3 separate regions of the Homo sapiens genome follow, and all the other regions are linked to region 2. Evidence: chromatin contacts called from ENCODE Hi-C or POLR2A ChIA-PET data. All regions are on one chromosome and are shown on one strand. The core of a region is the stretch at or near the end of the contact, and the rest is flanking DNA. Distances in the headings are between cores, read along the strand shown. Region 1 has its middle 99 kb from the start of MIR4464. Region 2 overlaps CASP8AP2 (caspase 8 associated protein 2). Region 3 overlaps GABRR2 (gamma-aminobutyric acid type A receptor subunit rho2).

Region 1 (3,730 bases), core at 77-2,576, 580 kb after region 2:
GCAGAAGAGTGTAGTATACTAGAGGCTGAATTAGGAATCTTTCAAATGCATATTACTGAAATCCATCTTCAATTGATGTAACCAAAAAAAGAATAATTTATTGGCTCCTATAGCCTGAAATCAGGACTGGTCAGATATGCCTGGGTTCAAGAGCTCAAACATCCAGCTCCTTGGGAAACAGCCTCTCCCCCCATCTCTCAGTTCTGTCTCCTTCTGGATGGGCTTCTTTGCCAGGTGGATATTCCCATGTGGTGGCCTGATAGGGTCACCAGCAGAGGCTTCAGGTTTACATCCTACCCAAAGTAAAGAAATGTCCTTCTTCGATTGGTTCCAGCAACCACACCAGGTGTGACTATTGTTAGCCTAGCTTAGGCTAGATGCCCATCTCTGAGCTAGAGGTTGACATCAGCTCTACCCACACTTCACATAGACTGAAAGTTGGGAAAGGAATGGTTCCTCAAAAGAAAATCAGGGTGCTGTTACCTGAAGAAACTGAGAAGAAGCCAGGCAGGCAAGATCCCAGATGTCTATACAGATGCCGAAGTGATAAGAATTTTAAGAGGGAAAGTATATTTAAGAGTATGAAATACCGTTAAGGCTGGGTGCAGTGGCTCATGCCTGTAATCCCAGCACTTTGGGAGGCTGAGGTGGTGGATCATGAGGTCAGGAGTTCAAGGCCAGCCTGGCCAAGATGGTGAAACCCCATCTCTACTAAAAATACAAAAATTAGCTGTGGCGGCAGGCGCCTGTAATCCCTGCTGCTCGGGAGGCTGAGGCAGGAGAATCACTTGAATCTGGGTGGCAGAGGTTGCAGTGAGCCAAGATCACACCACTGCACTCCAGCCTGGGTGACAGAGTGAGGCTCCGTCTCAAAAAAAAAAAAAAAAAAAAAAAAGAAAGAAAGAAAGAAAAAAAAGAAAGAAATACCTTTAAGACACCAAGAAAGATAAGGACAGGGATTAGCCACTTGGAAGTCACTGGTGCCCTCAGACCCACACAAATAGCTCCATCACAAAGTAGGATGTGGTGGAAAACAAAATGAACAAAATGCAAGTTGAAAGGGCCACGTGAACCCAGGAGAGGAAAATCATTTAGGACGAAACAATCACGGAAAGCTTCATGTCCAAAGTAGCATTTCACTTGGGTCCTGAAGGATGGGTGATATTTTTAAAATGAAGGCCAGAGAAGTGGAGGAAGGGAGGGCACCCAGCTGACTATAGCATGAGCAAAAGTGCAATGGCAGAGATGTTTAGGGTGTGTTCACCAAGAGGTGAACAGTTCATGCTTGGTCTGATGGCTAGGGGCCAAATGTGAGTGCTGGCTAAGGAGAAGGGACTTTCTCTGTTCAATTTACAAATGAGTCAGCTGTAATTTACCTTCCCTTAGGTTATCGGCCTGAATATGTAAATGAGGGATAGCTGTCACTAGAATGAAACTGACATCTAGAAAAGCGCCTCCCTATAATCTTGCCTTTCCATATAAGGGCTCCCTGGCGTGCTTCACAGGTGAACTCTACAGCAAACGCATTCTTCTCTCTCCTTTCAGCCTTGGTCTTTCCTCTGACTCAGGGGCCTGGCTTGTGGTGCTGAGGCACCTTCCGGCTGCTGAGAATTGGACTACTCTGTCTTCTTGCTGACTGCGGCAAAGGAACGCCCGGGGTCTGACAATCACCTCTACGAGAGCAGCTTGGATGTTTCTCATCTTTCACTTGACTTTCTTATCCCTTTACTTAAATATATATATATATATATATACTTTAGAGACAGGGTCTCACTCACTATGTTGCCTAGGTTGGACTCAAACTTCTGGGCTCAAGTGATCCTCCCACCTCAGCCTCCCAAGTGGCTGGATTACAAGCATGTGCCACCACACCCTGCTCATCCCTTCAGTTTTTAGCCCAGAAAGCTGGCACTAAAAGGGATGGTAGGTTTGAGGGATTTTAGATGGAAGACAATTTAGGTGACTCTGCACTATATTATAGTCAAATATCCTGCAACCTTTGTTCCTAGAAGAAACCTGTGCATCCTGAATCTCTGACCCCTGGGAATACATTCTTTTCCCCCAGCACCTCACCTAGGAATGGTCACTTGGGTTAAGGGTTCTCAGGCTTGGTGGCCAAAAGCCAACACCTGTTCATTTATCTCCTATCTTGTACTCAGTCTCTTAAGACTTTTCTGCAACTTGGACCCTGGTGGGCCAAGTGCATTTGCCCAGAGAGAAAAATTGCACAAATTAGAACTCTGGATTGATATTTCACTTACATACCTCCACTTGGGGATCCTCAACACAGCTTAAATAGTAATGTCTTTAATGGGGGTCATCAAGGGCATTTAAGTAGGGACATGCAATGAGCAGAACCACTTTTGGAGAAGACTGCACTTGGCAGTCGTTCCCTAACAGATTTGAGAGAGCAGAGGTGGGAAATGGCAAATTGTTAGGAAACTGATAATGGGCCCAGGGAGAAAAACCTTGAACCAAGGAACTGAGCTAGATGTGGAAGGGTGGGCGTGGGTTTTAGAAACACTTCTTTAGAGGAAAACCATGATTAAAAAAGGAGAAAGAAAGAAGGAAAGGAAAGGAAAGGAAAGGAAAAAAGGAAGGTGGGATTGGGGGAAGAAGGAAAGGAAGAAAGGAAAGAAGGAAAGAAAGAGGACATGGAAATCTCTGTAGGCCAGGAACAGAGTGAGGAGGCTCAGTATCATGGGGAGGGCCTGGGAAACCTGTGGCCCCTCAGGACACAGAGATTCTGAGCTGGCAGCAGGAGCTGAGCTGAGAACAGAACTGAGCTCACTCCAGGAGCCCAGGACAAGGAGCCAAGTGTGAATGTGGGGCCAGGCCTCTGCTCTTCATTGGTGACTAGAGCTGTAAGAGCTGTGCCTGACTGTCTGGGATGGCAGTGGAAAGAGGCTCCTTCTCCACAGGTCAGGGAGGAAGCAGACTATGGCATGAAGGGGGACCCAGTTCTGTGCTGGGCAGCTTCTTAACTGAAGACTCCAGCTACCCACTGCAGTGCATGGGCATCCATCTGCGGGGGAGGGGCACTGATACACCTGTTCCACCAAGAATGCCCCATCACAGTGCCCTTGACCCAGGCTCCTCAGGAAGCCTCTTGTCTGAGACTTCTCATCTCTTCACCCCACACTGAGGGGCTCCTTGTCCTGCCATTCAGTCTCATTCGCCTCCATGGAACTAGGAACAGCTTTGCTGAAGTCCCTGGAGTGTGGAGGGTCACCTCATTTATCCCATCTCAGAGCCAGACAGTTGACATCATCAGAGTGACCGGGCGTCTTTGGTTGTGCCGACTCCTCTTTGCCATGCGTGGCACCCCCCCGCCCCCCACTCCTCCTGTTATTGTGCCAACCCCAGCAGGGCAATGCCTTGCCCCAGGAAAGGGGAAGCTTTTTCCATAGAGCTGCTTTCCAGCAAAACTGGAACCCTCCTGAGTGAAAGCCCAGTGACCACGCAGCCCACGAGGGCTGGGACCCAGAGTGCGGGACGGGGATTCGTGGTGTATGCCCAGGGCCTTTGGTGCCAGAGGGAAGGATGATGAGGCTGTAGAATTCCTGTTCCCGCTCCTGGGAGAGGGACTGGAGAGGATTCCCTGCGATGGGTTTCTGAATGGCTACCAGAAACAAACAAGCACATCCATCGACAAGCCGTGGTAATTAGAAGGGAAACAACGATAGTGAAGTTACCTTTCTCCATTCATTCCGCAAGCATTTTTGAGTGT
Region 2 (4,094 bases), core at 1,358-3,857:
TTAGTAGAGATGGGGTTTCACCATGTTGGCCAGGCTTGTCTCAAACTCCTGAACTCAGGTGATCCACCAGCCTCGGCCTCCCAAAGTGCTGGGATTACAGGCATGAGCCACCACGCCCGGCCTTTTTTTTTTTTCTTTTCTTTTTGAGATGGAGTCTTGCCCTGTCGCCCAGGCTGGAGTGCAATGGCGCGATCTCGGCTCGCTGCAACCTCCGCTTCCCAGGTTCAAGCGATTCTCCTGCCTCAGCCTCCCGAGTGTGGGATTACAGGTGCGCACCACCACGCCCAGCTAATTTTTTTGTATTTTTAGTAGAGACGGGGTTTCACCATGTTGGTCAGGCTGGTCTTGAACTCCTGACCTCGTGATCCACCTGCTTTGGCCTCCCAAAGTGCTGGGATTACAGACATGAGCCACCACCCCCAGCTGCTGTTAGACATCTTTATCTGGATGTCCTACAGATAACTCAACATGACTTCACTGGTTGTCCATTGCAGTTAAAGCATGACTGTCCTCCAAAGCTAGAAACATGAGAATCATCTTTAACAAATTGGGTATTTCTTTAATTCAACAGATATTCTTTTATTACTTGCCATTCTGCTAGGCCTGCTGAGAGCTGGGGATACAGTGAGAGCTGGGGAACAGAACAGGGATGGTCCTAATCTTTATGGAGAACCATTGGGTGGTCCATTGGGTGAGATGGACATTTCTCCAGGAATCCCACAAAAATGGAATCATGAACTTCAAGAAGAGGTCATGTAGGGAAAGGACACAATGGGGTAAGAGTATATAACAGAGGGCCTGACTTAGTGGGAAGAGAGGGTGGACAGGGGAGACTCAAAATGGCTTAAGCAAAATATCAAAGAAGAGCTAAGTGAAAGTAGAATATTGAGGAAAGAATATTCCCTGCAGAAGCCCTGTGTTGTTTTTTTTTTTTTCGATTTATAAATAGTTTATCCTGTTCACATTATGCAGAATTTCAGTGTCGTTAATCCACAATGTTAGTACGGTAACAGAAACATAAAGGAGAAAAAAGGCAGGTGGGGGGAGGTTCATAGTGTGGCCTGACATAGTCTAAGGGTTCTCTCCTGTAGTATGCATCTCCTGCAGGCAAGTATTAATATCACTTCATTGTTTGAAGGACAGTACACTATCCAGGATTCATTTATTGTTCAGGTGTCTTTTCTAAAGTATGAGAAAACAGGAATAAATTCAATAATGAATATCTGCAATTCAAACCAATTTAACTACAGGTCAGTGGTGTCTTTCTTATCTATTATCACAAACATCCCAGTTGCCTCCATCTAAAAATTTCTTTCAAAAGTTAAGACACAATTAATTATATCTTATTAATTCCCTCAAAAGCAAAAAAAAAAAAAAAGTACCATTCAGCATACAAAAGTTACACATTAAAAGTGTATATATAGGGCTGGGTGCGGTAGTGCACGCCTGTGATCCCAGCACTTTGGGAGGCCGAGGCGGGTGGATCATAAGGTCAGGAGTTCAAGACCAGCCTGGCCAAGATGGTGAAACCCTGTCTCTACTAAAAATACAAAAAATTAGCTGGGCGCGGCAGCAGGCCCCTGTAATCCCAGCTACTGAGGAGGCTGAGGCAGGAGAATCGCTTGAACTCGGAGGGCAGAGGTTGCAGTGAGCAGAGATTGTGCCGCTGCCCTCCAGCCTGGGTGACAGAGTGAGACTCTGTCTCAAAAAAAAAAGTGCATATTTCCTTTTTTTTTTGAGATGGAGTCTCTCTTTGTTGCCCAGGCTGGAGTTCAGTGGCATGATCTCGGCTCACTGCAACCTCCTCCTTTCAGGTTCAAGTGATTCTCCTGCCTCACCCTCCCAAGTAGCTGGGATTACAGGTGTGTGCCACCATGTCTGGCCAATTTTTGTATTTTTAGTAGAGATGGCGTTTCACCGTGTTGGCCAGGCTGGTCTCGAACTCCTGAACAAAGTTGATCTGCCCACCTCGGCTTTCCAAAGTGCTGGGATTACAGGCGTGAGCCACTGCGCCTGGCCTCAAAATTTGTTTTTTATCCTGAAATCAGCAGGAAGCACTGAAGGGCTTTTTGGTGGGGTTTTTTTTGTTTTTTGTTTTTTTTCTTTTGAGACGAAGTCTCCTGTCCCCCAGACTGGAGTGCAGTGGCGTGATCTCGGCTAACTGCAGCCTCCGCCTCCCAGCTTCCAGAAATTCTCCTGCCTCAGCCTTCCAGGTAGCTGGAATTATAGGCATGCGCCACCACGGCTGGCTAATTTTCGTATTTTTAGTAGAGATGACGTAGGCTGGTCTCGAACTCCTGACCTCAGGTGATCTCCTGACCTCAGATGATCACCCACCTCAGGTGATCGCCTGCCTCAGCCTCCCAAAGTGCTAGGATTACAGGCGTGAGCCACCACATCCAGCCTAAGCACTGAAGTGTTTAAGCAGAGTTGGGAACACGATCATGTTTGCATTTTTAAAAGACAACTCATGCTGAGGTTTGAAGAACAATTTGAAATGGGGGAAGACTGTCCATTTGAATACACTTTCCATTAAATCTTGTTGACTACCTCTCAGATCTGTTTTTAGTGTTTTGTGGGTTTTTTGGTTTGGTTTTGAGACAGTCTCGCTCTTTGACCCAGGCTGGAGTGCAGCAGTGCAATCACAGCTCACTGCAGCCTCCGGAAGCATGTGCCACCACACCCAGCTAACTTTTCTTTTTTTTGTAGATATGGAGTCTCACTGTGTTGCCCAGGCTGGTCTTGAACTCCTGGGCATAAGAAGTCCTCCTGCCTCAGCCTCCCAGAATGTTGGGATTACAGGCATGAACCACCGTGCCCAGCCAAGATCTGTTTCTTATTTTTATTTCCACTACTAAGAACTTACAGTGACACCTCGTTGTCTTCTGCTTTGTTTTGGTAGCCTTTTCTATCTCCCTTCCCACTCATATTTTCCAGACTCTTGCCAGAGTTAAACATCTAAGATGCAGATTTGATCATTATATTGCCCTACTTTAAAAACCTTCACTGGTTCCCCCATTCCCTTCTGGATGGAATCCAAGTATCTTAATCACATAATACATCCCCTGACCTTTATTTTTTTTTTTTTGAGAGAGTCTCACTGTCACCTAGGCTGGAGTGCAGTGGCACGATCTTGGCTCACTGCAGCCTCGGGGCCTGTGACTTCCTAAACTTTATTCTCACATTCTGATCTTGCCTTCCCATGTTCTATTCTGTAGGTGTTCACACCCATACTTGATTGTGAACTTATAGACAGATGTGGTGGGGAACAGATGTGGGGAGATCGTGTCAAGAAGTGTTCGCCAATGTGAGCCTAATTTAATTGAACCTTGGGATTTTGGAAACCTTGAGATAGTGAATAATGGAGCTAGAATGGTAGGTGTCAGTCTATGTCAGGATAAGGAAGTTTTTTTTTTTTTTTAATGGAGTCTAGCTGTGTGGCACAACCTCGGCTCACTGCAACCTCCCCTTCCTGGGTTCAAGCAATTCTCCTGCCTCAGCCTCCAGCAGTTGGGACTACAGACATGCACCACCATGCCCAGCTAATTTTTTTGTATTTTTAATAGAGGTAGGGTTTCACCATGTTGGCCACGATGGTCTCGATCTCTTGACCTCGTAATCCACCTGCCTTGGCCTCCCAAAGTGCTGGGATTATAGGCATGAGCCACTGCACCCAGTCAGGATAAGGAATTTGTACTTTATAGAAATTGGGAAGTAACGGAAAGTTTTTGAGCAGGATTGCGGTAGAACTAACCCAGTAGTTGTGCGTAGCATGTATTTGGAGTGGGGAAATAATTAGGTAGCTATAGTGGGGTCCTGAAACAAATCGAAATGGCAAGAATGGGAATAAATGGGAGAAATATTTCAGAGGTAGCATCAGTAAATCAGTAGTCTGTTAGGGAATGTTAGTGCTACTCCAAGAAATTAGAGAAATGAGGAGGTGAGCAGATATGGATGGAAAGATGATCTCTTGTTTTGGACTTGGTGAGTTTGTACCTACAGGAATGTGTTTATTAATGTTAGCATTTGTTTGTTTGTCTGTTTTGAGACAAGGTCTCATTCTGTCACTCAGGCTGGAGTGCAGTGACTTGATC
Region 3 (4,085 bases), core at 1,526-4,025, 540 kb before region 2:
GGTGCTGAGTGAAATGGGGACACCCAGGAGCACCTGCAGGGAAGGTTTCTTGGCTCTAAGCCATCTTCAAATGCTCCCATAGGGTTCAGGTTATAAAGATCATTGACAGCACAAGCAGTGGGAATCCCCGTCCTGCGATCATCCCATCTTGCCTGGCTGGCCAGAACTCTGGGTGTCTTATTTATGGACTCATGGAGGCAGGGAGCCCTGGTACCTCACTATGTGCTCTCCTCCCCCCGTTTCATCCAAGTGACATCTGGGCATCCAGGAAAGCCCTGCAGGAGATTACAGGTGCCCAGAGGACCAACTGCCATGGGGAGGAGGCTTGGAAGGAAGGAGGAGTGGCCCCCACCTATACTGTGGTGGCTGAGATCTTGACTTCTATGGAAGGTGATGCCTCTTTCCTTAGCAGCTTCCCCAAAGTCAGAGCCCTCCCCAGGGTCAGAAGCTTACCCAGGCAGGGGCAGGGAGCAGTCCTGACCCTCTACGCTCTGGAGGGCCCCACAGAAGGGCCCAGCAGATGCAGTGGTCACACCACAAGGAGTCCACTTTCCTCCTGGAACTGGCTTGAGGAAGGAGCAGCGTGATGGGGACTGTGGCGTGTTGCAGCATTCTGCTCAGAGTCAGGGTTTCTGGGAACATGGCAGGATTTCATCTGCCGTTCCAAGAGCTAGCTCCTGGTGGGAGCATTTTCATAAGGCTTTCGCTTTTGCAGCTGATGTCACAAAAGAAACCTAAGTTCTGCCTCTGGCTGTTCGGTGGCCATCACCTAACTCCTTGGACCCCAGGCTCTTCTTCTACATACTGAAGGTACTGACCAGGTGATGGCCCAGGCTCCTGATAGCATCACTAGCCTTGGGTAAAAAGGTACAACACATTGTTCGGAATAGCACCCACACTCGGTGCACACCCACAAAAGACCACACTGAGGCACGGCCACGTTATGACTTTTGAGGACCCTGGGCACTTTTGCTTCATGGGCCTCTTCCTCTATAAAAAAATATCAAAAAGCATATTTTATGATTGTGTTGGTTTAATGATGAACATATTAATAGTATATATTAAAACAACTTCTGCTTAAAAGTTTGTTTTTCTTATTTTAAGATAAAGCAAAAACATTTTGTTGTGGGCCCCAGGCAGTGTGCCTATGCCGCCTAATGAATATGTCAGCTCTGCGCCAAGACATGCAAGTAGGAGACAAGAAAGGGACCCAGCTAGGAGGGGGGTCCAACCTCAGCTGACCTGGGACATTTACTTCACCTCTCTGTGCCTCAGTTTCCTCATCTGGGGACAATAATAGTATCTACTTTGTAGAACTGATGAGAGGATTAAAATAAGATTACATATATATATGTACCTTGATTAGAATGGTGCCTGGCATAAAAAAAAATCCCTATGAAAGTGGTAGTTGTGGCTGGGCACAGTGGCACACGCCTGTAATCCCAGCACTTTGGGAGGCTGAGGTGGGTGGATCACTTGAGGTCAGGAGTTCAAGACCAGCCTGGCCAACATGGTGAAACCCTGTCTCTACTAAAAATACAAAAGAATTAGGCATGGTGGTGCATGCCTGCAATCCCAGCTATTCAGGAGGCTGAGGGAGGAGAATCGCTTGAACCTGAGAGGCAGAGGTTGCAGTGAGCTGAGATTGCGCCTCTGCACTCCAGCCTAGGTGACAAAGTGAAACTCCGTCTCGAAAAAAAAAGTGGTAGTTGTCATGCATGTTATTGTTGGTTATTGTGTTTCCTAGCCACTGTACGCCTCTATGCTCTTAACTGTTGCTGTGCAAGAAAAGTGGAGCTTCTTGCTTTTGGGGACGCCTTGCTTAGACTTCCTGGAGCAGATGTAGCTATTTTAAAGCTGCTTATTAGTATAACTTTATTTTCGTAAAATTCCTTGGCAGGCTTGCCCATGACGAATCCCCGAGGAAACCCAAGAGCTACCAGAAATATGGTGGCCTCTTCTTGACCTTCCGTGGGCGTCAATCAGGTTGCGGTTGGAAGGGAGATGAGTCACAGGCCTGTAATCTGCCACCTGCTTTTCTCCTTCTGCTTAGCAGGTGTCAGAGCTCAGGGAATTTAGTGGGAGGCTTTGAGGCCTTTTAAAATGCATAGGCTTCTGGGATAAATTAATTTCTTAATCCCTTAACAGTCACACAAGAGGAAGGTCTGGCAGCTGGGTTTTTCAGAGGGGACAGGAACAAATGTCTGTCAGGGGTTTTACATACATTATCTTGTTTAATCTGGACAACAACCCCATATGTGGGGATTACTCTCCCCATTTTATAAACAAACAAATGGAGGCTCAAAGGATTGGTGACCTGCCTGGAGGTCACAGCTACTCCTTTTTACTGCCCCAGAATGATAGGACCTACTAGAGGATCAAGGGCAGAGAAAAAGGAAAAAGGGAAGCCAGCCCGCCTGGGTCTGTCTTGGCCAAGGTTCATCAACTGAAATTCTTGGTGCCTCAGTTTCCCCAAGAGGAGAGGAAAGTTGGCCCAGGGATCTCATACATTCTGCTATTCTTACCCCACTCTCTGCCTAGTCAGAGCAGATGACTGATTCCTTTCCCAGCTGCTATGGCCTGAATGTTTATGTCCCTGACAAATGTGTATGTTGCAATCCTAACCCGCAATGGGATGGTACTAGGAAGTGGGCCTTTGGAAGGTGATGAGATCCTGAGGGTGGAGCCCTCACCAGTGGGATTAGTGCTCTTAGAAAAGAGGCCCTAGAGAGCTGCCTTGCCCCACCCACTATGTGAGGTTACAGTGAGAAGGCACCGTCTATGAACAGAAAGTGGGCCCTCAGCACACATGGAAACTGTTGGCACCTTGATCTTACTTCCGGCCCCTGGAAACATGAGAAATACGTTTCCATTGTCTATAAACTGCCCAATCTATGGTGTTTTGTGTGAAAGCCAGAACTGACTAAGACACTGTCCACCTTCTCCATAGCATTTCTCTAGTTCCTGGGAAGGACACCCACTGGCCATGCCTCCCCTCCCTGACCCCAAGACTAACAGAGCACCTTTGGGGGCAGGTGTGCAAGAAATCTTTGTAATGAGTTAAGCTCTTGTTGCTGCACTGGAAAACAGGTGACTCCATCAAAACAGCAAACTCCCAGGTAGTCATGGCAACAAAGTTGCAATGCCTTGTTCAGAATTCCACTCACACCCAGACACACACACATGCCAAAATAGTGCAGAGGGAGGGCCACACTAGGACTTTTGAGGATCCTGGGCACCTCTGCCTTCATGGGCCTCTTCCTCTATAAAAATGACAGAGGAGCTATTTTGTGTCCTGATTCTCCTTGCCTGCTCTTATATTTGTAGGACAAAAAAGTTGGCAGCTGCAGGGCCTGTCTCCTTTGTGAATGTAAATGGCTTAGTCACTGGTGGGCCCTCTTTAGTCAACGGCCCTCTCCACTACTTCCTGCTCTTTTCTCCTTGGGAAAATTAGGGACTCAGGAAATGGAGTCAGATTTATGTGAGTGGGAAAATTGCACCATCTGAGGAAGCGCTGTGCCAGAGGGAGCCAGAGAGGGCAGCACATCACATCCCTGGGGCCAACCTCCCACCTGGCATCAAGGAAGAACAGTCCTACCTCCGAAGGCGGGTCTCATGCTGAAGTCGTGCTCGTCCACTCTGAGAAGCTGCTGAGGCTTTCCCTTCCGGATCTTGGTCACATCAAGGTTCTTCTTATATAAGTGACTGTGAAGACAAGCAAGAAACTATTTTCCATCGGCTCTTCAATGCATTGAGTGAGATGATTTGGGCTATTACTCCCTGCAAGATCTACCTGTTAGGTACCTTTTCTCCATTCTACTTCTTGGCCCAGGGGAGAAGGAGGGCTGAAGGACCCTCCACACACACGCCAGATCCTCACAGGTAGACTGACCTGAGGACCAGGTTCTTCTGGAGCCTTCTGAAAGTGGATGCCCTCCTGGGCAGGACAACATTCTACCTTGGTAAAGGCTATAATTGGATGAAAATGGTTGGATTGGCTGCTAGCTAGACTAATAAAGAAGAAAAGGGAGAAGATCAAAATAAACACAATTAGAAATGAGAAAGGGGGCTAGGTGCAGTGGCTC

Evidence for each region. Hi-C counts contacts between places; a loop is a spot of excess contacts on that map. ChIA-PET counts read pairs that join two places held with the same protein, here RNA polymerase II (POLR2A). Pooled maps may share reads with other maps.
Region 1: a pooled map shows a loop between it and region 2 (5-fold over the local background). The contact joins two enhancer-like sites. A Hi-C loop is called at or near these places in 1 of 168 maps with a recorded cell type or tissue (PC-9), 1 of 37 single-sample maps with no recorded cell type and 9 of 50 pooled maps. POLR2A ChIA-PET finds 5 or more read pairs at or near these places in 4 of 52 experiments (CD4-positive, alpha-beta memory T cell, activated naive CD4-positive, alpha-beta T cell and naive thymus-derived CD8-positive, alpha-beta T cell).
Region 3: a loop to region 2 is called in a pooled map, with 7 times the contacts of the local background. The contact joins two enhancer-like sites. A Hi-C loop is called at or near these places in 2 of 37 single-sample maps with no recorded cell type and 9 of 50 pooled maps. POLR2A ChIA-PET finds 5 or more read pairs at or near these places in 1 of 52 experiments (activated CD4-positive, alpha-beta memory T cell).

What each region holds. Positions count from the first base shown.
Region 1 is chr6:90,410,130-90,413,859 of GRCh38, forward strand. No RefSeq gene overlaps it. Among named protein-coding and RNA genes, the nearest start is that of MIR4464, 99 kb to the left of the region's middle. RefSeq lists enhancers at 1,308-1,667, 2,689-3,630, 3,631-3,730. Within about 2 kb of position 1,327, at least 5 of the 41 ENCODE cell types and tissues checked have a DNase peak (open chromatin) inside an H3K27ac peak, as active enhancers do.
Region 2 is chr6:89,832,709-89,836,802 of GRCh38, forward strand. All of the region lies in intron 1 of CASP8AP2 (caspase 8 associated protein 2), which reads left to right. Among named protein-coding and RNA genes, the nearest start is that of CASP8AP2, 4.9 kb to the left of the region's middle. Within about 2 kb of position 2,608, at least 6 of the 41 ENCODE cell types and tissues checked have a DNase peak (open chromatin) inside an H3K27ac peak, as active enhancers do.
Region 3 is chr6:89,296,161-89,300,245 of GRCh38, forward strand. It overlaps GABRR2 (gamma-aminobutyric acid type A receptor subunit rho2), which reads right to left. Exons shown (of 9, transcript NM_002043.5): 2 at 3,599-3,705. Among named protein-coding and RNA genes, the nearest start is that of GABRR2, 17 kb to the right of the region's middle. RefSeq lists enhancers at 1,169-2,368, 1,754-2,063, 2,490-2,559. Within about 2 kb of position 2,776, at least 17 of the 41 ENCODE cell types and tissues checked have a DNase peak (open chromatin) inside an H3K27ac peak, as active enhancers do.